Linked DNA regions of Mus musculus: region 2 is linked to region 1. The links are chromatin loops, found by intact Hi-C in ENCODE. Cell type or tissue: heart. All regions are shown on one strand. Each heading gives the region's core, and the rest is flanking DNA. Links, peaks and the distances in the headings are about the cores only. Region 1 overlaps Gm15270 (predicted gene 15270). Region 2 overlaps Gm15270 (predicted gene 15270).

The links. Hi-C counts contacts between places; a loop is a spot of excess contacts. Peaks named below come from ENCODE experiments on the same cell type or tissue, not always from the same donor. Only the 100,000 strongest peaks of a DNase experiment are listed, where the experiment ranks them.
Region 2: a loop joins it to region 1, with 2.2 times the contacts of the local background. A loop is called at or near these places in 1 of 42 quality-filtered maps.

Annotation. Positions count from the first base shown.
Region 1 is chr10:24,405,599-24,414,809 of GRCm38, reverse strand. The region is part of intron 3 of Gm15270 (predicted gene 15270); the gene reads left to right. Among named protein-coding and RNA genes, the nearest start is that of Gm40615, 51 kb to the left of the region's middle. In heart, for the core only: a CTCF peak has its summit at 4,650 (motif pointing left); no DNase peak of the experiment used is centred there.
Region 2 is chr10:24,488,767-24,497,977 of GRCm38, reverse strand. The region is part of intron 3 of Gm15270 (predicted gene 15270); the gene reads left to right. Among named protein-coding and RNA genes, the nearest start is that of Gm40615, 33 kb to the right of the region's middle. In heart, for the core only: no CTCF peak of the experiment used is centred there; DNase peaks (open chromatin) are centred at 3,867 and 4,417; H3K27ac peaks cover 967 bases.

The DNA of each region.
Region 1 (9,211 bases), core at 862-8,861:
GTGGGGGTGGAGGGGACAGAGTGAAAGAGAAAAAACTGCAGACAAATATCTCTCATGAATGTAGATTGAAATTTCCTTTAGAAAGTACCAACAAATAGAATTCAGCAAGATATGAAAGGAATGATGCACCATGACAGGCCAGGGTCTATTTCAGGGATACAATTCTAATTCAGTATTAGAAAATCCATGAGGACAATCTGCCATATGAACAGCCTGCAAAAGAGCAGTCACATGATATCAACTTGAAGCAGAAATGGCAAATGCCAAAAACGTAACACCCATACAAAATCAAATCTCTCTCTTAAATCTCGGACTGGAGGGGACCCTCCTCACTCTAAACAGCATCACAGCTAACATTGTGCATAATGCCAGAAGACTGAATTCTGTCCATTAACATCAGATACATGCTAGGTATGTATGCTCTCACAAGCCTTCCTCCAATAATGCTGAAAGTCCTTGTTAGTATAATATGAAGAGAAATGGAAAGAAAAGACATTTAGATCCTAAGACACAATACAACTATATTTGTACATGACAGGATTACCAATATGTAATATCACAGTGAATCTATAAAAACCTACTAGGTTAAGGCAGGTGCCATGGCACATGCTTGTAATTGTGGCATCCAAGCGTCTCAGGAAGGGAGAGTATGAGTCCCAGCCTATCCTGGACTACAGACATAAAGAGTTTAAAGCTAGTCTGGATTCTGTAATGAAACCCTTAAGAAATGTAGTACACCAAGCAGTAGTGGCGCATGCCTTTAATCCCAGCACTTGGGAGGCAGAGGCAGGCAGATTTCTGAGTTCGAGCCAGCCTGGTCTCCAGAGTGAGTTCCAGAACAGCTAGGGCTATACAAAGAAAACTTGTCTCGAAAACTAACAAACAAACAAAAAAAATTGCTGAGCTGTAGTCAAATGATACTGAATGTTCAGTTGAAAATATTTTATAAGATCTAGACATATTAAGAGATAAGTGACATTTCCTTTCAGTAGCAAAAGATGTTGTACACACAGTAAACACTAACACTAATTAGAAATGATTATTTGGAAGGAAAGTTTGACATGAAACATAAAAATATAAAAGCTCTTATCCTGGGAAGCTGACCCAGTTAATAAACAGCTAACATGCTGTCAACATGCAACTTGAGAGCAGAGCCCCAAAATTCATATAAAGAACTAGGCATGATGACATACATATACCTATAACCCAGCATTGATTGGGAATTAACAGGCATGTGAAGTCTGTGGGCTATTCAGTGTAGACAAATCCATGAGGACCAGTGAGAGACTCTGCCCCTCAAAATAAAGTCATAGAGCCAACAGTTGAGGAAGACACATGACAATCATCTGAAGCCTCCAAAACATATACACCCACATGCACATGTCTGTACTAAGAACATACACCACAGGCACATGATACAAAACACATATAACATTCATCAATATCTGTGACTTCCATATCCTTTGACACAGTTGTGCCCATTATAGTAATTGAGGCAGCAGAGATTGTGCACAAAGATAATCAAGTGTATTCATAGCATTCATAATAATGCATAATTAGAAATAATGATGGAATTCTAGTAGCCTTAAGTCACTTAAGAAATAATTCATGTTCAAATAAACAAACCTGATGGATATTCACAATCTCTCATTGAATAAGGAAAACAGTTTATAGAGTGTTACATATAGTGTTGTCTACTATGTCCCAATTTCAGCATCATATCAGGAAATACAACAGGTGCTTTAGAGACTGCGATGTAAGTTAGAAGATACAGCTCAGTGTGGATTCCTGAGTTTTGACATGAAGAGGGTTTGCCTTTCCTGCTTATTACACACACCCCTCCACTATACCACAGTGAAGTTTCAACAACCATATCCACATTTGTAATTTTCTAATAAAAGTTAAAAGGCATTGGGGTAGATAAATTGCATTTATCATAAAGAACACAGAAACGTGTTTTGTCAAAGATTGAGCTTGTTAAAATCTTTTAAAGTAATTTTCCTTTTTCTAATAACTGTTAGACCCATAGTGATGAGGACAATTGTACAGGTAAACGTAATGACTACTAGTCAAAATGTCTAATACCTCAAGTTGCTCTCATAGCATGTACAAATATACCTTGACAGAAATCTTTTCTTCCTTAGTTAATCAGATGTCAAAACCAGAAAAGTTCACTCCAGAGTCTGGCTTTAGGAAAACCCAGCCATGATTCTCCTTTCTTGTATACCTAACCATACCAGAGCACACTAGGGGTTCCAAGTGTGGTCAGTGAAAGTGGTGTGGATGTGCTTGGGTTTCTCTTTGTCAGTGTGGCCAGAGAGCTTGGGTGGTTCACTTAGAAGGACGCTCTAGTGGAAATCCTCTATCCTATAGTTTACATGTAGCAACTAGAAATTTATTAAACTTCATGAAACCAGTTGGAACAAGAAACTGAAGGCAGAATGCCTAGAACGTTGCTTTGTGACTACAGAGAGGTTGTTATGGCTTTGAAGACCCGGGTGTAATGATTTCTCAATTGTTCACTGTAGTAATAAAAGGTCTCTTGAGCTGTTCACGGATAAGACTATTGCTAAATCTCTCAATCTTAAAGCCAGGATTCAGTAGCAGTCAAATTACAAAATTAGGTTTATGTTGTGGATATCCCTGGGGCTAATTATATTTGATGTTAATTCCATTCTCCTGTGAGGGGCTGTGAACAAGGAATGAGTCAGCACTCAGGTGATTTCCTGTAAACCTGCTTCCCACCTTAGTTTATAAATAAAGGCTAGAGCTGGAGAGCTGGTGATTGGGTGGATAAAGAGGGGGAGGGAGGGAGAGAGAGAGAGAGAGAGAGAGAGAGAGAGAGAGAGAGAGAGAGAGAGAGAGAGAGAGAGAGAGAGATGATGGAGGAGGAGGAAGAAGGAAAGTGGAGCAGAAGCACCTGGCCTGGAGAAACTGCAAGTTATAAGGGGTCTCTTATATGGGGAAGATGGTAGTGTAGCAGTAGATCTGCCCAATATAGGCGCACAGCATGTATTCATATTAACTGAGTTGTGTTTTTATTGCCTGGGCTTATTTGGGTTGGAGATTTACCACAACAGGTTTACATTCAAAGGATGGCAGAAATAGAAGAGATTTGTTACATAATGAAGCTAGAGCCATGAGTCCCACTATGTGTTTTCTTTGATTGGTAGTTTAGTCCCAGGGAGCTCTGGAGGTACTGTTTAGTTCATATTGTTGTTCCTCCTATGGGGCTGCAGACCCCTTCAGCTCCTTGGGTACTTTCTCTAGCTCCTTCATTGGGGACCCCATGATCCGATGACCTAGTCGGTTATCAATGGGAGGAGAGGCCCTTGGTCCTGTGAAGGTTCTATGCCCCAGTATAGGGGAATGCCAGGGCCAGGAAGCGGGAGTGGGTAGGTTGGTGAGCAGGGGGACTGGGAGGGGATAGGGGGTTTTCAGAGGGGAAACCAGGAAAGGGGATATTATATTTGAAATATAAATAAAGAAAAGATCTAATAAAAAAATGAAAGAAAAAAGAAAAAGAAGAAGAGATTTGTTTTCCAGCTCTCATTTTAGGATGGTAAAAATAAGAATGAAAAGTTGAAAAAATATATTTGAATCCAGTAAATTAGATTCAAGCTGTATGTGATGCACAGGGCTCAGCCCAATCATTCCAGGCCTTAAGCGAGCAGCACATCCTGGTGCCCCACACTGCCATCTCAGCCATCACGACTTACTACACAGAATCTCCTCAACAACATGTGGGTAGTGCTATCTATGCTTCTGCTACATCTGCTGCATGGAGAGAGAAAAGGAGGAAGCGTGGACTGCAAGCTGTAGCTCAAGATGAAGATGGACAGAACTCACTATGAACTCTCTATGAGAGGTGGGGGGGGTCTCTCTTGTGGCAGCACAACGAATTTCTTTTTGTTTAGAAAAAAATGATCTGCGTCACAAATCCATGAAGTGACCAAGAGTTAGGCAAGAGGTAGATGGAAAGATTAAGGGCCAGAAGTTCTGAGGTCATGGAATGAGGATGGAAAAAAATGGGATGAAGATGTCTGTGTTTCATGTTAATGTCTAAGGAAGAACACCAACTCTGGGACAGTCACTAAACAAGAAGTCTTTTAGAGTAGACAAGTTGAGCAGTCAGTGTCAGCCATCCTCTGACATCAGAGACTCCAGTGTTTGAATGGGCACATGAACAGAGTAACCATGTGTGAGGATGGAGGGTTTGCAGGGGCCCAACCACACAAACTTCCATTTACTGAGGCTGGTACAATTTCTATTACTGTCACACACCCAGGATGGCAACAGAATCTGACACTGAACTCCAAATACAGCATCATTCCTTCAAGACACCAACCAGCCACCTGGTAGCAAACTGAGAGCATTGGTCTTCCTCCGTCCTGTAAGAGGCAGCGATTGACTTTTAATTAAATTTGAACCGGCAAATATCCCAGACATGGATTTACTTTTCCTGACTTAAGAGCCTCAGATTATACAATTGTCCATGGAATTAAAAATAGCCCATGCCACCAGCACAGGAGTCAAAGAATTGGATCAGAATAAGGCAAAGTGTTAGGGGGCATTCCAGAACCCTAGATACCTACCCTCCTGACATGGTCCATGTCCTTACACCATGGGAGAATGCTACTGACATCTAGTGGCTAGATGCCAGGGTTGTGAGTAAGCATCTTCCAACACTGAACCATTCCTAATAAGAATGGCCCCAAGCGTCAGTATCTCACTGTTCTAAAACTGTAAACTATAAGGAACTTCTCTGCTGTCTACAAGTTCACAGTAATTTTTACCCACACAAACAATTCCCAAGGGTTTCCTATTCTCCAAAACCTTGTCAACATTTGTCTCCCGACTTCTGGATAATGTCTGTCATAACAGGTGTCAGATAAGATGCCATTATGGTTTCAATTTGCAAATCCCCAATGATTAATGGTCATGAACAGCTTCTCATCCCTCTGTTGGCCATTTGTACATATCTCTTCAAAAAATGTTCATTTTGGTCCTTTACTTACTGAAAACATATTTGTTTTGAGTTGTTTGTATATTAGTTATAAAATTCATAAACATTTTCTTTTATGTGATAGGTTGGTTCTTCATCCAGTTGACTATATCCTCACTTTATAGGGACAGTGTCACTGGCCCGATGGCATCCTACAATAAACTCAAATAGTCACCAGCTAATGGAGGCACAGGGGGAATATAAGCTTGATAATGCTGCTGGCTGTGCTACTTTCCCTGTGGCTGTCACTAAATGCCTGACAAGAAGCAAGTTTAGGGAGGATTTATTTTGGCTCAGTTTTATGATGGGGAAGGTATGGTACCCGAGTTTCTGTCCATGGTGGGGATACATGCCAGTGGACAAAACAGTAAGAACTTAGGTTGGTTTAAAGCTACCGTTCCACGATCTTCTCATCTTCTTCATGTCTGTTAAGAGGTCTACCTTCTTTCTCATGGCTGGTAATAACTCATATGCCTCTTCTTCTTGGTTCACGTGTGTTCTCTCCAGCTTTAGTTTCCAGCAGCTTAATATAATGTGCCTGGTGTTCCCCTCTGTACTTTCTTTATATTTGGTTCTAGCCTTTTAATGGTGAGCAGACAAAGCTCTGACATGTTCAAGTTGTATTTCTTTGAGTAATTTTTTCTACTTACACCCTCTTCTTTTTCTAATACCTCTGTTGCACACAAATGCTGGCTCATTTACTATGTATTATTCAATGATTCACTGTCACAGAATTTTAATCTTCTATTTTTAGTAGTGATATCAAAGTACAAAATAGTGGATTTCCTTATGGTATTTTTATACATTTTATATGTTGTTTTTATCTGCTTTGTAAGTTTGATGACAAATTTACACACCAATGAATTAATAATAAGCAAATGCAATAATAACAAAAGTGAATTATTTTCTGGAAGAATTCATATGAAAGGCTTTCATGGAAACAGGAATATTTAAATTAGGCCTGAACTTTGGAAAGAATAATCAAAAATTCTAGGCAGGGGCTTTTGCCTAGGTACAGTGGGAGGCAGTGGTAAGCACCGTAAAATGAAAACTCGTGTATACACTGTGGATTCCCTGGAAGAGCAGAGTCATGTGGAGAAGTGTGAGGTTGGTTCTCTAGACATCACAGACTTTTGAAGAGAGAAGAAACATTGTACGGTTTTTGAAAGACAGCTCTAGTTACCATTAGGATTTGGAGAATTGTAGGTTTGGGGTGCTGCTCTTGCTGACATGATCGGAAGGTAAGAGTTTTACTGGTGAAGTGTGAATCCGTGAGCACCAGGAAGAGGGGATGAAAGTTAGCAGGTCCGAAAGCCACTGTGCTGCATTGCTTAAAATGCTTACACCAGTGCTGTGCACTAGAAACTCTAGCATCCTAGTATTTTGGATACCATATCAATGTGGTCTTTAACTAGAACACTCTACTAACTAAACACCCTAAGCATATACTATTTTATATACTATTTATATACTATTTTATATTCCTGAGCACTGGCTCAATATGAGGATGTTTGTCACCAAACCCGAAAGAGAAAAGTTGGTGGTATAAACTTCTTGGAATGGGCTTTTCTTCATTCTTCCTTTTTCTTTCTGCTGCACAATAGGCAATTGTGATTCAGGTGTACTTGTTTATTCTGGCAGAAAATTCCATAGAAACAAAAGTGCCATTATAAAGTGCTAGACAAAAAAACAACCCCACCCTGCTCTGCCACGTCTTGCACCGCTATAAGGGGTCACACACAGGGACTGCCCATCAGTCCTCCTTTGTCTCCTTTCAGAAAGGAATCTTGCAGATTGTAATACTTCTCCATGTTCTAAAACACCATTTGTCCAGGCAAGAAGTGCTGAGTTTCAGGGAAGGGGTGGTGGATCATAGGCGTCCCTCATGAGGCCACTCAGACAATCCTTTCCTGGAGCTCTCCTTAGTGTGTCTTTCCCCATTTGCTTCTGGTTTCCTTACCTGCCTCCCAGCTTTTGTTATACAACATGGTGAGAGGGTGAGTTATCTTCCTGATTCTCAAAATAACTAGGTATTTGGGCAAACTTTATAAGTTTGGATTTTACTCTTAGCCAGGAAATGCAAACAAAGCATGGAGACGGGTTGTTCCTTGACCCTAAATTCATTCCATGTTGCTATAGCATCACCACTGAGAGAATGGGCGGCCGGCTTTCCTCCCTATGGACACACTCAATGGGCTTTTGTCAGCTCTTGAATTATAGCATTAAATTTTAAACACTAGAGATTTAATGGGGGATTATTATCATACCCTAGTACATTCCTTCTGTTGCCATTAGCAACCACAGCAAGGATGAGAAACAGTTTTAAAAGGTGCTGTTTTAAAAAATATATGAAGAGATAGGAAAGAACAAAGAAAGAAAGAGAGAGTGAAAAGAAAGAAAGAAAAGAAGAAAGAAAATTAATTTAAAGAAAGGAAAGAAGACAGAAATAAGCAAATTGATAGGAAATAACACCGGGCCAGCCCCCCAATTCATTATGTAATTGAACAGTCCTACAAAAGTAAAGATTTTCATAGGACCCCAAATGATTTACTTCAATCTGCTGCTCCTGAATACATTCTTCACCATCTGGAAGATGTACAATGATAGCAGCACCGAGTTCCCATCTCAGACCCTTCAAAGTGCTATTTCAGTAAGAGTCCACCAATACCTTCAGTGAGCTCTGTCTGTCTGTTTGGTGTGGTAATGATTGAAGGCTGTGCAGGAAGGGATCTGAGAGAATCAGTTCCCGAGTCTCCATAAATGGAAGGGAGATCTTCTTGTTAGGACATTTATTGGTTATAGCATTGCATTTCAGAAGACATGAATAATAAATAATAAAAGCTAGACACTTCCTTTTTTTGTTTGTTTGATTGTATAATCTGATAATTTTGCAACTACATTTATTTTTTCAACCAGAGCTTTAATAGGTTTATCATTCTTAATCTCCATTGCTGTTCTAAAGCCAGCCCTGGTTTTGCCTGCAGGACCCCATTTTCCTGTTTATTATCAGAGGTCACTGTTGCCATAGACACGCCCACGGAACAATCTGATGGAGACAGTATCTCAGTTGAGGTTTCTTCTTCCCAGGTTTGGCAAGTTGACAAGTAGGATTATCTATCCTGCAAGCTAACAATCTAGTCTACCATTTTGTCGATGCAAAGCATGACGAGCGCCTACTAAGTGAAAGCTGAAAGACTACTGTAGCCCAATGAAGGCCACAGACACCAGCCTCCTTCTGAGACTTTTCTTTGTCCCCCAAACCTTGAGGAAATGACAAAGATGGGTCCAGATGGAGCAAGTATACAAGGTGGTTTTCCTTCTAGATCTCTATGCCTGCAAAATATAAATTTTAAATAGAAAATAACACTATCTCTTCTTTTATTCCCTTCCCCTGGAGGGAGACATTGACTTTATGTGAATAGGCAGCAAACATGGCAGACTTTTTGTTCTAGTGGGAAACACCATCTCTCACTCATTTTCTTAAAAAACAGAGATCCTCAATGAGGTGGTCCAGATAAGACAGTCAATGTTTTTTCTCCCAAGATAGGCCAAAATGTGAGTGAGCTTTGGTGAACTGTTCCTTAGCACAGACATATACTATACACAAATACACTTAAATATATTGGGCCATAATCTGTCCCTTCCTTAGAGGTGAGAGTTTTATTAAAGACCAGCGATCCTTGAATTTTTATACATTTTAAATATTAACCCTCTGTCAGATGTAGTGTTAATGAAGATCCTTTCCCAATTTTTCTGTTTGTCCTATTGACATTCTCCTTTGCCTTACAGAGTTTTTTTTTTTTTTTTTTGCTTTCATGAGGTCCCATTTATCAGTTGTTGATCTTAGAGCCTGAGCTGTGAGTGTTCTGTTCAGGAAGTTGTGTCCTGTACCAGTGAGTCCAGGGTTATTCCACGGTTTGTGTTCTATTAGATTTAGTGTGTGTGGTTTTATGTTGAGCTCTTTGATCCACTTGGACTTGAGTTTTGTGCAGAGTGGTGAATATGGGTCTACTCCCATTCTTCTACACGCAGACATCCAATTATTAGACCATCACCATTTATTGAAGCTGCTTTCTTTTTTCCACTAGATCCCTCAGAGTGGAGTAGTACACAAGGTGTGGAATCCACTTCTCTGAGGATAAGGGAGGGGGCAATGGGTGTAGGGATTTGTAAGAATGGGACTAGGAGGAAAGAAAGGAGGGGGAT
Region 2 (9,211 bases), core at 624-8,623, 83 kb before region 1:
TAACCTCCAGTTGAACCAGCACCATTTGTTGAAAATTCTGTCTTTTTTCCACTGGATGCTTCTAGCTCCCTTGTCAAAGATCAAGGGACCATAGGTAAGTGAATTCATTTCTGGGTCTTCAATTCTATTCTATTGATCTACCTGTCTGTCATTATACCAGTACCATGCAGTTTTCATCACAATTGCTCTATAGTACAGCTTGAGGTCAGGGATGGTGATTCTACCAGAGGTTCTTTTATTGTTGAGAATAGTTTTTGCTATCCTAGGTTTTTTGATATTCCAGATAAATTTGCAAATTGCCCTTTCTAACTCGATGAAGAATTGAGTTGGAATTTTGATGGGGATTGCATTGAACCTGTAGATTGCATTCAGCAAGATGGCCACTTTTACTATATTAATCCTGCCAATCCATGAGCATGGGAGATCTTTTCACCTTCTGAGATCTTCAATTTCTTTCTTCAGAGACTTGCTAAAGAATTCTCAACTAAGGAATACCGAATGGCCGAGAAGCACCTAAAAATGTTTAACATCCTTAATCATCAGGGAAATGCAAATCAAAACAACCCTGAGATTTCGCCTCACACCAATCAGAATGGCTAAGATCAAAAATTCATGTGACAGCAGATGCTGGCAAGGATGTGGAGAAAGAGAAACATTCCTCCATTGCTGGTGGGATTGTTAGCAGGTACAACCACTCTGGAAATCAGTTTGTTGGTTTCTCAGAAAAGTGGACATAGTATTATCAGGAGATCCAGCAATACCTCTCCTGGGAATATACCCAGAAGATGTTCCAACTTGTAATAAGGACACATGTTCTACTATGTTCATAGCAGCCTTATTTATAATAACCAGAAAGAACCCCGATGTCCCTCAACAGAGGAATGGATACAGAAAATGTGGTACATTTACACAATGGAGTATTACTCAGCTATTAAAAACAATGAATTCTTGAAATTTTCAGACAAATAGATGCATCTGGAGGATATCATCCTAAGTGAGGTAACCCAATAACAAAAGAACACACATGATATATACTCACTGATAAGTGGATATTAGCCCAGAAGCTCAGAATACCCAAGATACAATTTGCAAAACACATGAAACTCAAGAAGAAGAAAGACCAAAGTGTGCATACTTTGATCCTTCTTAGAAGGGGGACAAAATACCCATGGAATGAGTTACAGAGACAAACTTCAGAGCAGAGACTGAAGGCATGACCATTCAATGACTGTCCCACCTGGGGATCCATCTCATAAACAACCACCACACCTAGACATTATTGTGGATGTCAACAAAGCTTGCTGACAGGAGCCTAATATAGCTGTTTCCTGAGAGTCTCTGCCAGTGCCTGACAAATACTGAGGTGGATGCTCACAGCCATCCATTGGATTGAGCACAGGGTCCCCAATGAATGAGCTAGAGAAAAGTACCTAAGGAGCTGAAGGAGTTTGCAGCCCCATAGGAGGAACAACAATATGAACTGACCAGTATCCCCAGAGCTCCCTGGGACTAGACCACCAATCAAAGAAAACACATTGTGGGACTCATGGCTCTAGCTGCATATGTAGCAGAGGATGGCCTAGTCAGTCATCAATGGAAGGAGAGGCCCTTGGTCCTGTGAAGGTTCTATGACACAGTATAGGGGAATGCCAGGGCCAGGAAGCAGGAGTGGGTGGGTTGGTGAGCAGTGGGGGAGGAGGAAAGGGGTAGAGGATTTTTGGAGGGGAAACTAGGAAAGGAGATAACATATGAAATGTAAATAACAAAAATATCTAATACAAAATATTTAAATAAAAGAGATGATGTAATTTGAGGAAATTCTCATGTTGTTGCTTAAGGATCTACAAAGTATGTAAATCCAAAGTATGAAGAATTTTTTCTCTTCTTTTTCTACTTTTTCATTATTTTGTAACACATGTGACCTCTTTCTTCTCTTTGCCCTTTCTTAGGAAATAACTTAGTTGTCAAACAAACAAAACTTTACCTAATGGTTAATGGCACACATGTGTACGTGTGTGTGTGAGTGCATGTGTGTGTGAGTGTGTGTGTCTGCCTGCGTGTCTCTGTGTGTGAATATCTGTGTGTGTCAGTGTGTGTGTTTGAGTGTGTGTGGTCTGAGAGCAGATGCAAAAGAAAAAGAATGGGCTTTCCATGTAGAGCCCAGAGACAGGAATAGGGACTATAAATGTAAATTCTAGTCACTGGGGAGCAAGAGACTTAGATGGAAGTGCCATGGGGAGGATCAGCTGTAGAAAAACAAAGGTAGCCCCATGTTTGGTGCTGGAAATTCCCTTTCTCTTTCCCAAGCTTCAGGAGATGAGTCCCCTTTAGGTTTTGGTAATCGTATCATCATGCATGCATTTAATATTCTGTACCTGTTAATTTTATCTTCTTTTTCTACTTTCTCATTATTTTGTAACAGATGTGGCCTCTTCTTTCTCTTTGCCCTTCTTCAGGAAATAACTTGGTAGTTGTCTTAGTCAGGGTTTCTATTCCTGCACAAACGTCATGACCAAGAAGCAGGTAGGGGAGGAAAGGGTTTATTCAGCTTACACTTCCATACTGCTATTCATCACCAAGGAAGTCAGGACTGGAACTCAAGCAGGTCAGAAAGCCGGAGCTGATGCAGAGGCCACGGAGGGATGTTCTTTACTGGCTTGCTTCCCCTGGCCTGCTCAGCCTGCTCTCTTATAGAACCCAAGACTACCAGCCCAGAGATGGTTCCACCCACAAGGAGCCTTTCCCCTTTGATCACTAATTGAGAAAATGCCTTACAGTTGGATCTCATGGAGGCATTTCCTCAACTGAAGCTCCTTTCTCTGTGATAACTCCAGCTGTGTCAAGTTGACACAAAACTAGCCAGTACAGTAGTCAAACAAACAAAAGATAACCTAATGGTTAATGGCTCACGTGGATTCTGTGTAGACTTCTAACAACACTCTAATGGGTGCAGGAATAAAAGCTCACTGCTCAGCATGGGCAGCGTGCTTCCTTTCTGTGGTCCTCATTCTCTTATCCAGTCTTCCTAGATGCTTTCTTTTCCTTAGGCCACAGCAAGCCATGCTGCATAGGAACCATCACTGACTGGCTTCAAAAATGGCTCTCTCTACCTCTCAATTCTGTATTCCCTTTAATATTATTTAAAGCACACTATTTAGCCCTGTCTTGGTTGTGTGTGCCTTGCATGCCCTTTAAAAAATACCTGCTTTCCCAACATGTTAAGTTTTTTATCATACTCTCGTGTATTTCTGAGTTTTATTGTATGCTTCTATAGTAGCTTAGCTATATATGTACTACACACATCTAAATCAATCGACTTATAAATGCTGAGGGAGCAGGTTTGACCCCTGATCTGTGTTAGAGCTTCCCTAGAAGTTCTGGCTCACAGAATAAGGAATAGGCTAGCAGCTCCATTGACTTGCATGCTTCGTACTCTATTTCTAAGCTCAGTACCAGAGGCGCAGCACGTGCTTGAATAATGTCAACTACTATTATTCATTCAATGACAGGATATATTATATTCTATAGCATATTATGGGCATTATTAAATTACTGTCTGCCTTTAAAAAATTATGGTGGGCTAGGAGTGAAGAAGGTTAGAGAAACGTATTATTAATAATGATGCCCTCTTCTGCATCACTGATGAACATATTTCCATTGGTTGTAAAGAGGACCCTCTACAGCAACTGTTATCTATCCTGTTGAGTGCAGAAGTGTTCCACACCATACCGAAAAGGCTCACTGCATTGATAGAAGCTTTGAGATAATTCTGCTCAAGGCCTTTGGAAAACTGCCAGAGCCTTCTGAGGTCATTGCAGGCCTCTTGTCTTCCTCTGCTATGCACCGAGGCAGGAAATGTTTTCTCCGTCTGAAGGGAGCAGCGTGAGGGGCCTGTGAGGAATGCACACAGGGCAACATGCTATCTGCTCTCTCCAGCTGTTTACCATGATCTTTTTCATTTTTCATGGGGACATCTAGTTCTTTTGGATGCTAACTCCGGTTTTACACATAAGACAAAACAAATACTTCCCGTTGGCCTTCAGAGGGCAACTTCACTGAAGGCTTAGCTTTTATGTCCTTCAGAAGAGGAAGAAACAAGATTTGAAGGAGTACTTCCACTTCTCAGACTATCCCATAATCAGCTGATAACGCTATAAAAACAAAAACAAAAGCAAAACAATTTCAAAAAATGTTATTTTTAAATCTTGAAAACAGTGAAGTCAATCAGCATAACGTTCTCATCTTGCATTGCTTTTTATTTTATGAACACGAGTGGTCTCTGCCCCTAACCAAGGTCATTTGAGAACAATAGTACCTTAGTCATTGACATTTTTGAGGTCCTGTTTTGAAGGGTTTGTTCTGAGCGGCTGTAGTCTGACCTGAGTCACTGTGCTGTGTGCCAGGGAGGCTAAAGACCTGGCCAGTTTCCAGAGGGGCTGCTATTGTAGCAAATCTCCAGGTTAAACATGCAGCTAGCACTGGGCATGCAGGGCTTTTTCTGGGATTTACTCCCTGAACAGAGACAGGTTTTAACCTTTAAACGATCAAGGGCTTAGGTTAAATTTGGGCAGAATTTGTCTGTGACCACCCTGGAGAAAGGAATGAAGATTTAAAGGGAAGGCGGCGATGTAGGCTCAGGTCAAAGTCTCCTTTCCCTAGACATTGTGTGAATCATCTAAGATGCTTGAGTCCTTTGGCGCTTAGGTTTCTTGTGTATTAAATGTAATAACTGTGTTGTTAGGAGGATGAAAAGAACTGAGATATATTATGTGGTCTGCTCTAGATGGCCTATTTCCTTTCTCACCTCCTTTGTTTGAAAATTTATCAATAAATCCTCTAGCTAAACCACAGACAGACTTCCCCCTATCTGAAAGAAATGCATGTCATTGATATTTTTGATACTTTTTTTTTTTTAAGAAATAGCAGCAAGAACTGTACTACACGCTGATCAGAAAATAGTTCTTTTCTGCTATCCTGGTGTTACAGGGAACACTCCTGTAGAGAGACAAGCAGAAAACACATTTGAGGAAGGTAGAGCCAAGAGTTTATAGTTTTGTCATCAGCCAGGCTGGGTGACAGTAGGTTTAGTTACCACAGGCTTATTGAGAGCAATTTTTCATGTTCTAAATCACATTTCTAAGCAATGGTAATTTCTTATTGCTCGGTGTCTGATCTGGTGGGGATCAGATATAGACCTTCCTGGAGGCAGAGTAATTTTTCGTAACTCTTTTTTTTTTTTTTTTTTTTTGAGACAGGGTTTCTCTGTATAGCCCTACCTGTCCTGGAACTCACTTTGTAGACCAGGCTGGCCTCGAACTCAGAAATCCGCCTGCCTCTGCCTCCCGAGTGCTGGGATTAAAGGTGTGAGCTACCATGCCCGGCTCATTTTTCGTAACTCTTGAGTGGTGCACTTTGTAAAACTATGACTGTGCTGTGTAAAACTATGGATGTTAAGATTAAGGGACAAAAACAAATGGAGGTTTGTGGGGAAAGCAAGAGCACAGTGTATGTTGGTTATTTAAACAGGCAGTTCATGGAAGATCTCAAAGTGACCACTTGAAAGCAAGATCAAATATTAGTTATAAAAAAAACCTGTTCCAATGGTAATCAATTATTTTCCTGACTGTTCATAACTATCCTGCAATCTGTTGGAAATGAATTCCCCATGAGTTCTGCATTTTACAAACAGATCTTAACATTTCCAGAACTTACTGATTTGGGATATAAGTGTTTTCTGCACCCACTTGACCGTTTCTCTAAGTGTTAAGACATCTTTGGAAGCCATTCTGTCTGCTTCCAGTTTTCCTCTCACGCCCCAAGAAGGCAGAGCTTCCACAGGTCTCCCTGTACAGGCCATGCTCCTGTTCTGAGACAGGCATGAGTCACAGCTATGACATTTATCCCCTTTCCTTTAAAGTGACTAAAGTATACAAACTCTAGGTCAGACCATTGCAGTTGTGATTGCCACACATGCATAGAACCATGTGGTTTTCTAACTGTAACTTAAAGGCTACATAGGGCAAATTAAGTCTTGGAAGTAGCCATGCTATGCTACCATGAGGGAATGGAACACAGCCTCATGATTGAGGAATACCAAGACGTTACTTTATTGAAAGAGCAATAATGCTATGGGGGATGGAATGGTTCAGAAAAAAGCAGGGACCAGGAAGAAGATACATGGAAACTGTAGAGACTACACAAGAGGTCCCCAAGGGAAGACTCTTGCTGTAGTTAGAGGATAGCAAAGAGTTGAATTCATAAAGGAGATACATAAAAACAATGGTGGAAGTCACTATCATCACCATTTCTGGTTGCAGTTTCTAACTACAACTGATCATATTAAAAAAAAAAAAAAGAAAAGAAAACCTAATCTTAATGCCGCAGTGATTTTAGTTGGAAAAGACAAGACAGAAACTCATTAACTATTGTGACAGGCGCTGTAGGCTTTCTTATAAATCCCATCAATGTGAATCTTCACACAGTGGAAGAGAAGGGTAGCCCACTCTGCAGTGCAAGCATGTATTCCTATGTGAGAGCTGTATCTGTGGCTGATATTCTTGCGCATCTTTTGTGAGCTGCTGTATTTTCTGAAGAACTCTATTCTTTATTCATTGGAAAGCAAAGGCCCTGGGAGCTTTGAGACACAACAATTACCTCAGGCTTGGTGTTGGAGAACTGAGTTCAGAGATCAAGAAAAAAACTTCTTGAAGTGTCAAATCTCTACTAGGCCTTGAGGGAAGGTTCTGGTTTATAAGAGGAATTATTTATACTTGGGAAACAGAAATGGGCAGAGGCAGCAACTTATTCCCCATTCTCAAGTTCTACCAAGGGCCCTGACAGGCCGGATGAGAAACATGGAGCCGTTTGATGAAGGTACAGCTGCTATTAAAGCTTATGTGCTCTTCCTGAATCTAGAAGGAACATTGGGCTGGACCACATTTTAATTGGAAGGTCTTCTAAAGTAGGTCCACGAGGCATGAGAGATCGTTAAAAGAATGATGTAAAAACTAATAAAAAAATGCTTAAAACATTGTCAAGTTGAAAACACTTCATTTTTGTAAACCATTGCATTCCAGATCTTCTAGTTCTGTTTTAGAAGTAATTTATTGAATGTTTTCTGTTTTATTAAGACATTACTAATATTATTTAATATATACATATATTTTATTATTTACTTATTTATCTTTATTAAATCAAAATCAAAGGGACATCAGACACGAGTCAGTATGTGTAGTTTTGAGGGTTTTTTTTTCCCTATTTCCACATTCATAATAGGGAAAGAACTGAAGGCAAATTATAGAAAGAGGAAACAACATCCACTGTTATCTTCATGAGTCAGCATTTATTACCCCTGCCTTAATTAGGGTTTCTATTGCTGTGAATTAATACCACAACCAAAACAGCAAGTTGGGGAAGAAAGGGTTTCTTTGGCTTACACTTCTCGCCTGAAGTGAAGCCTTATCCCCTATGAACTTTACTCCCACTAACACATTTCTTCTTTTCTATCACATTTATCAGAACATTTATTATGTGTAATTTGTTCTTACAGAAGATACTGGTATGGTACTTTAAACAAAAAGTCATTGTTTATCTGAAATTTCAATTTAACTGGTATTGTTGTTACATAACTTTATTTGCTAAATCTGGCAATCCAGATATAAAGCAAAACAAAATCACTTGTCAAATGACGGAATACTTTGGAGGCTGAAAAACACAAACAATGATAACTAATTGAGAACATTTGACCTTAGCAAGATTAAATGTTAAATATCAGCTGATCTGAGATGTAGGAGACAGCTGGAAAAGACTTATGTCTTGAGAGGAACTGATTCCTGTCACTGGGAACTGTAAGGACATTGGGCAGTCCTGCTGTAGGGTTAGGGGTGGAAGTATAAAACACATCTTTATGGGAACAGGGCAGCTAAAAATAATACGTTTAGTACAAGTCTTTAAAAGAAATAGATGCTGAAATAATTCACATGCACACTAGACATATTGTTGTTCCACTGATGGTGAACTTCATGGAATACTGAAAGGTTGTCCTTTAGAGAAAACGAACAACAAAGGTACATCATTCTATTTATCTAAAATACAAAAGCAAACAAGGAGAGTTCTGAAAGAAAACAGTCAATCGGGTGAGAGACTGTGTGGTGGAACTAGGAAATGCCTTTTAGAGAACAGGAGAAAGGCACGGGACTCTGACAATGTTCTTGAGTTAATTCAACCAGAAGTAACATACACAAGCTTAATTTGTGGGGACTTAAGCTGGACGCTTATAACAAACCAATTTTTCCATGTATATATTGCATTAAATAAATATTTTCCAAATGAAAAGGCATTGCTGGCCAAGAAAGAAAATGGGGAAGTCTCCAGTGTCTGAGAAGAAAGGCTAATTACAGTCAAGTGGGGGAGAAATAAGGCTGAAATCAAAGCTGCCCTGAGGATTTTGACTGATTCCAGGGATGGGGAATAGCTAAGTTCTAACTTAAATAGCTGCAAATTGTTGTGTATAATGGAGATTCTGGGCTTAATGGTATACCCTGCCCAACAAGCTATGAGGGAAGGTGGATAGATAATAGCCACTCCCACCATTTGGGAAAGAGAAGCAAAATGGAAGTCAATTTGTCTTCATTTTAACTTAGGGGACAGATACTCACCAAAGTACAGGTTTGGGTTCACACTTATAGCTGTGTGTTGGATATAAGAAAGTCCAAAATGAGGAATAAAAGTGTTTCTAGAGTTATCCCAGGATACCATTAAAGCAAATACACGTCTATGTAGAGAAACGTACTCCTAGTTCAGGGCTCATCATCATAAGCTGAGTTCTGAAGGTGAGCTCAAAATACAAAAGTTACACACACACACACACACACACACACACACACACACACACAAAGGATCTCACACTTTTCCACTTGGGTAAACTTGAACAGAAAATAGTAAAAGAAATCTACCCTTGGCAGGTAAATTCTAATTCTGTTGAATAAATCTTTAGCTGATGTGGATGGTAACTTCTCTGTGTCGTTTTAACGTGTGTGTTGGTTGCCTTCCTTCTGTAACAAATACACTGTGACCAAGACACTCAGGGAAGAAAGGGTTTCTTGTACTTACAGCTCTAGAGGGTTAGAGATCAAGATGACCAGCACAGCAGTGTTTGCCATGGCTTCTGGAGCAACCAGTTTAGAATGCACATCTTAACTCATATGATCAA